2 separate regions of the Homo sapiens genome follow, and region 1 is linked to region 2. The links are chromatin contacts, found by Hi-C or POLR2A ChIA-PET in ENCODE. All regions are on one chromosome and are shown on one strand. The core of a region is the stretch at or near the end of the contact, and the rest is flanking DNA. Distances in the headings are between cores, read along the strand shown.

The links. Hi-C counts contacts between places; a loop is a spot of excess contacts on that map. ChIA-PET counts read pairs that join two places held with the same protein, here RNA polymerase II (POLR2A). Pooled maps may share reads with other maps.
Region 1: a map with no recorded cell type shows a loop between it and region 2 (4-fold over the local background). The contact joins the promoter of MLH3 here to the promoter of FCF1 in region 2. A Hi-C loop is called at or near these places in 2 of 37 single-sample maps with no recorded cell type and 7 of 50 pooled maps. POLR2A ChIA-PET finds 5 or more read pairs at or near these places in 1 of 52 experiments (A673).

Annotation. Positions count from the first base shown.
Region 1 is chr14:75,050,021-75,053,005 of GRCh38, forward strand. MLH3 (mutL homolog 3) reads right to left here and starts at 1,447. Exons shown (of 13, transcript NM_001040108.2): 1 at 1,360-1,447. RefSeq lists a silencer at 1,060-1,249.
Region 2 is chr14:74,711,692-74,714,695 of GRCh38, forward strand. It overlaps FCF1 (FCF1 rRNA-processing protein), which reads left to right and starts at 1,453. Exons shown (of 8, transcript NM_015962.5): 1 at 1,453-1,509; 2 at 1,794-1,861. The coding sequence starts at 1,507. It overlaps AREL1 (apoptosis resistant E3 ubiquitin protein ligase 1), which reads right to left and starts at 1,389. Exons shown (of 20, transcript NM_001039479.2): 1 at 1,242-1,389. RefSeq lists an enhancer at 1,287-1,566.

The DNA of each region.
Region 1 (2,985 bases), core at 197-2,696, 340 kb after region 2:
ACTTCACCAAAAACAGATGCCTAAATTAAATACAGCTAAGGAACATTAGCTAGAAATTATTCATGACAAAAATGTCCAAGCTAGTTTCATAACATTTATACATTACACAATAACCATGACTTTTAGAAAAATACTTATAATGAATTGCTAAGACATTGTAATAAGGTGAAGCAATAGGAAGAAATTTTAAGAATCAAATTGTATCAAAGAGAGATTGGGGGCATTAAGAGGTTATTATTATTATGGTTAAGTATAGTCACCTCAGGGAAAGAGGCTGGGAATGGGAAAAGATAAAGCAGGAAAATTCCTTTTCATATAAACCTTTCTTTGCCATTTGATTGTTAAATCCTGTTCATGTATTACTCTGATGTTTTTAGAAAGTCGTTATTATTCTTTTTTGAAACAGTCTCACTCTGTCACCCAGGCTGGAGTGCAATGACACAATCTCGGCTCACTGCAGCCTGCACCTCCCGGGCTCAAGCAATCCTCCAGCCTTAGCCTCCCGAGTAGCTGGGATTACAGGCGCTCGCCACCATGCCTGGCTAATTTTTGTCTCTTATGTAGAGATGGGGTTTCACCATGTTAACCAGCCTGGTCTCGAACTCCTGAACTCAAGTGATCCTCCCGCCTTGGCCTCCCAAAGTGCTGGGATTACAGGTGTGAACCACCGCGCCCGGCCAGAAGGTCATTATTAATATTCTTTTGGTCTTTACAGATGGGCATAAACTACCTTGGTAATAATAATGATGGCATGGGGCTGCCTGAACTTGATTTTAAGTTTTCCTGCAAGTGAAAACACAAAAACAAAAAACAAAACAAAAAAAACCAAACCCTAAGATTCCAGTGCCATTAAAGGTCTCCCCTTCTTCTCCATCAGTGAGAGCCACGTGGGTGGGCCCCTGCAGGCGGTGGGGCCGGTTTTCCAAACTCGGGACAAATCAGGGCTCTTAACTGCAGAATTTCTGCTGCTTTCTAAGCTAATGCACTAAGCAGCCGGCAGCAACTGACGGGTAAACGTTTAACAAGTATTCCGATTAATGTAAACCCAATGATTTCCTGATGACGCCTCCCAGCGCCTGGGACTGACGGGACGCACGGGCCTGGATCCAGGGCACGGGGGCCTGGGAGGGCCGCGCGGGCCGAGTCCGGGGCAGCGCTGCCTTCCCGCCAGGCCCAGCCCCTCCCTGGCCAGCCCCGTCCTTGTCCCCAAACTGGGCCCGCCCGGCCGCCAGGCCGCCGGGCCTCCGGGGCCCTCGCGCATCCGGCTCCGAAAGCTGCGCGCAGCCATCATCAGGGCCCTTCTGGTGTTAGAAGAGACCCCGGCATCATCTTTTCGTCGCGTGCTTCCCCCAGAGTCACCTGGAGTCCCGCTTAACAAATTCTCCGACACCAACCGCCTCGGACGCCGACGCGCGCACCTTGGATCTTGAGGCTCGTGCGTGCCCACGAGCATGCGCTTCGGAGGGGGCGCGCCAGGCCGCGAGACACCAGTGCGCATGCGCACCAGTTGTTCCAGCCAAGGATCCGCATCCCAGGGTTCAGTGAACCGGTACCTACAGTCTCAATCCTTATTCCCTTTTGGCATGGTGTTAAAGACTATGTCGTAGCTTTTACTTTTGTTTTTATTTTTTTTTCCCGTGTTTTCCCTTTCCTTTTTTTTCTCATTTTCACCTTTGCTCTTAACTACCGTTTAATTCAATATATATTTTATGTGTTTACTTATTGTCTTCTCTCCCTAGAATGTAAGCTATGTGAAGGTAAGGAGTTTATATATTTTGTTTACTGCTGTATCCCAGTTACCAAGAACAGTGCCTGGCCTATGGTAGGCACCGAATGAATGAATAATTCCAGAGCCTGCCATCTTAGAATTATGGCATTTGGAGCTGGAAAAGGCTGAGAAACTGTCTAACTCAACTCTTTTTTTTTTTTTTTTTTTTTTTGAGACGGAGTTTAGCTCTTGTTGCCCAGGCTGGAATTCAGTGGTGCGATCTCAGCTTACTGCAACCTCCGCCTCCAGGGTTCAAGTGATTCTCCTGCCTCAGCCTCCCGAGTAGCTAGGATTACAGGCATGCGCCACCACACTCGGCTAATTTTGTATTTTTAGTAGAGACGGGGGTTTCTCCATGTTGGTCAGGCTGGTCTCGAACTCCGGACCTCAGGTGATCTGCCCGCCTCGGCCTCCCAAAGTGTTGGGATTACAGGCGTGAGCCACCGCACCCGGCCTTTGCTCAACTCTTAATTTACAGATGACAACACCAAGACTCTCTTCACTGACTTGAATCTCCCCAGTGCCACCACAGCTTTTAGTTATAAAAATAACTAAAGGAGAGCAGAACTCTGAGAATGCTGTGAGAATAAAGTGTTTTGGAATTGTTAACCAGTCCTTAGTTTTTGCTTTCTATCTCATTTTCATTGAGAATTTAAAGTGGAATTTATAACGAATTTGTCAGACCTGGTAAGCATTTGATATATGCTAGTTTAGTGACTAACCAAACCCAACCAACCAGTCTTCTAGGGCTGATTAAGCAAAATCCTGATAACTGTTTATGATTATTACTATACCTAGGGCTGCCATAACAAAATACCTCAGACTGAGTAGCTTAAGCAGCAGAAGTCTATTTCCTCTCAGTTCTAGAGACTGGAAGTCTGAGATCAAGGTGTTGGCAGCAACGATTTCTCCTGAGGCCTCTCTCCTTGGCTTGTAGATGGCCATTTTCACAGGGTCTTTGATTTTTGCACACGTGTCTATAGCCAATATGTTCTCTTATAAGAACACCAGTCAGATTGGATTAGGGCCCACCCTCACAGCCTCATTTAATCTTAATCACCTCTTTAAAGGCCCTATGTCCAAATACAGTCACTTTCTGAGGTACTGGGGACTGAGACTTTAACATATGAATTTGGTGGGACACAGTTCAGCCCATAACATAACTTTATGTGAATTCCTTACCCAGAGAAAAGAAACAACAGCAGAAGTAATTCATC
Region 2 (3,004 bases), core at 203-2,702:
TGAATAAACATAAGTCCTGATAACATCCCAATAAAAGAGTGCTACTATGATTATCTCCATTTTACAGATAAAGAAACTGAGATGCAGATAGATTAACTCACCCAATGTCATGGCGAGTTATAAGGCAGAGCAAGGATTTTAACCCCATCAGTCAGACTCCAAAGTTCGTGTTAAACAATAAACGTGTTTTCATCATAAGGGTTATACAATGGTCACCTTCTTTTTTAAACCTGATAACATATTTTACTTCCAACTCTAGGATAGCATCATGCAATAAGAAAAGTATGACAGAGGTACCCATTCCGTTCCCAGCTTGATCAGTAGCTGGAGAATGGAAGACAAAGTGCAAAAAAAAAAAAAAAAAAAAAAAAAAAAAGAAAAAAAAAGAAAGAAAGAAAGAAAGAAAAAGAAAAAAAGAAATACAAGTACAGACTTTGGAATCACGAGACTCAAACAGACCCCTGAACAAAGTCTGGGGCTCAATTTCCCCATATGTAAAATAAAAGAATTTATGTTATTGAGAAGGTCAAAGAAGGTAATATGAATAAAGTGACAAGTACAGTATACAGGATGGGGGTTTTCATTTAAAGTTTACAGACACCCAGAGGGTCCACGGATGGGCTTCAGAGTCCACCAATCTCATTAAGTGTATTACAAACTGTATGTGTGCCCATTTTTTAAAGAATTGTTCCTGGCTTTCCACAAACTTTCAAGAAATAAGTTATCTCCAAAAAGTTAAGAACCACTGGAATACATAGCAGGTACTCAAAGAAAAAAGCTACCTTTCGCTCCTTGTTCTCACAAATTCTCCCTTTTTACTTAAAGATGACACACCAAGGCTTCACAATAAATGTGCATTGTATCTCACCATTTTCTTGGCTTGGGTAAGTAGTAACATATGCAAGCTTATGCCCCAATTCTCTAGCGATAGTCTAGGCCCTCAAACACTGCTTCATTTCTCTCTTCACCGAGAGGAGTACACGGTATATACTCGAGAACAATCATCCACCTAGCTGCACAAAGCACCATATCGGCTAGGAAAACCAAATAGGAACCACAGCCTCAGGGCTGGACCATAGACACCGGATACCCCAACGCTACAGGGTGAGGAGAATGTGTTCCCCCAAACTACTGGGCAAACCAGGAGTCTGAACCCCCCTACCCTTTTCCTCCCTCTCTCTCTGGAACTCTGGTAAAGGCAGGTCTTCTGGGCTCTGCCTAAGGCTGGAGAGAAACGTTACCCGAGCCGGGGGTTGCAGCGCGACGAAGTTCCACCTCCGCTGTCCTGGGAAGGGGCGGCAGCACTCAGCAGAAGACGGGCTCCCCACTCTCCCACCAACAGACCCCAGAGTTGGTCTCCACCCGGCCTGGGAACCGGCTCGGGGGATTGCCCTTTCCCCAAGGAGTTTCCGCTTCCGGGCTATCCTTTGCCGGAAGCAGTATGTGAATGACGTAGAAGTATTGCGCCGTTGGTGATTACGGAAGAACCAGGAGTTTGGCGTGACCATGGTGAGAGAAGACGGTCCAAGAAGGGACGTTATCAGGCCACTTTTTGGGTGGAGAAGGAGGTAGTCAGACCGTGGCCAAATTTCCTTCACATTATCCTAGCATATTTTCATTCTGGTCTTAGCTCTTAAACTTCTCCAAGCGGTGACTGTTATGCTTTACAGAGTGGGGAAGAGGGTCTGGGTTATTTGAGGCAAGAAGGGAAGGCAATAGACAAGAGAAAAGAAGAGACTTTAAAAGATGCCGTGTGTTTCCAACTTTTTTAATTCTAAAATTTCTGTTTCAAGGGGAAGCAAAAGAAAACAAGGAAGTATGCGACCATGAAGCGAATGCTTAGTCTCAGAGATCAGAGGCTGTGAGTGTCTGGAATCAACTGCCCAGGGATATTCTAATAAGAGTCTAGAGAGGATAAGTAGTAAAAATGTTTGTTGTTATTATTTTGTTTTTTGCTTATTATCGTGTCTTAGATTTATATAGCATGAGATAGCCAGTGTTTAACAGTAATTTAGCTGCTGAGCGATCACACTGGGAAAGGCGATGGGAATTAAACATTTCTTAAGTGTTCACTTTTTCTACCGTTATATGCTTTGTCTGCCATATCGCATTTAAACCTCATGTCAGTTCGGTGAAGTCCGTATAGTTCTCTTTATGTTTTTACCATTACACTACTACATTCCCCTGGGGTGGGGCGAGGGGAGTGTTTCTTGTTGAAAGATGGCAAGGTTAGAGACCTTGTTTGTCTGGCGTTTCCAGTGCCTGGTACTCAAATATTTTTGTCAGAGAAAATGGGAAAACTCCAAGATATCTCCATTTTATAAGTCTTACTAATATAAGAATCCAAATCACTGTGGAAGAAGAAAGTGAAGTGAAATTCCCTAGTATGAAGAGGATCAAAGCGGTGTCCCTGCTTAAGTGTAGAATAAGCATAGCTATTAAATAAAGACTGATCTTCACTGAGTTTAAGAGTCTCAGAAAGCCGGGCGCAGTGGCTCACGCCTGTAATCCCAGCACTTTGGGAGGCTGAGGCGGGTGGATCACCTGAGGTGAGGAGTTCAAAACCAGCCTGGCCAACACGGTGAAACCCTGTCTCCACTAAAAATACAAAAAAGAGTCTCAGAATAAGAGAATAGTCGTTAAAACCTTCAGAATTATTATTCTCAGCCTTTAGTGTGGATGTATTGTGTAATTTTTAGGAATGACACTCCATTAATAATAATTTCTTTCTAGTTAAGGGTTAAGTTCTGTATATGCGTTTTTACATTTTAGCCCTTTATAAGAAGCATATGGGGTAATACTTTTCCCCCAAAAGTTAAAGCATCTGAATCTTCAGAAGATAACTGTCACCCTTTTACCCATTGCTTGGAAGTGGATTGTGATCCTTGATGTGAGAGATTCTGACTAAAAAATAAATATAGTATAATCAGCTTTTATTTACTCATTAACAATTCTTATGCATTATTGGCATTACTGGTTAATTCTGATACTTCCAGGTACTGTG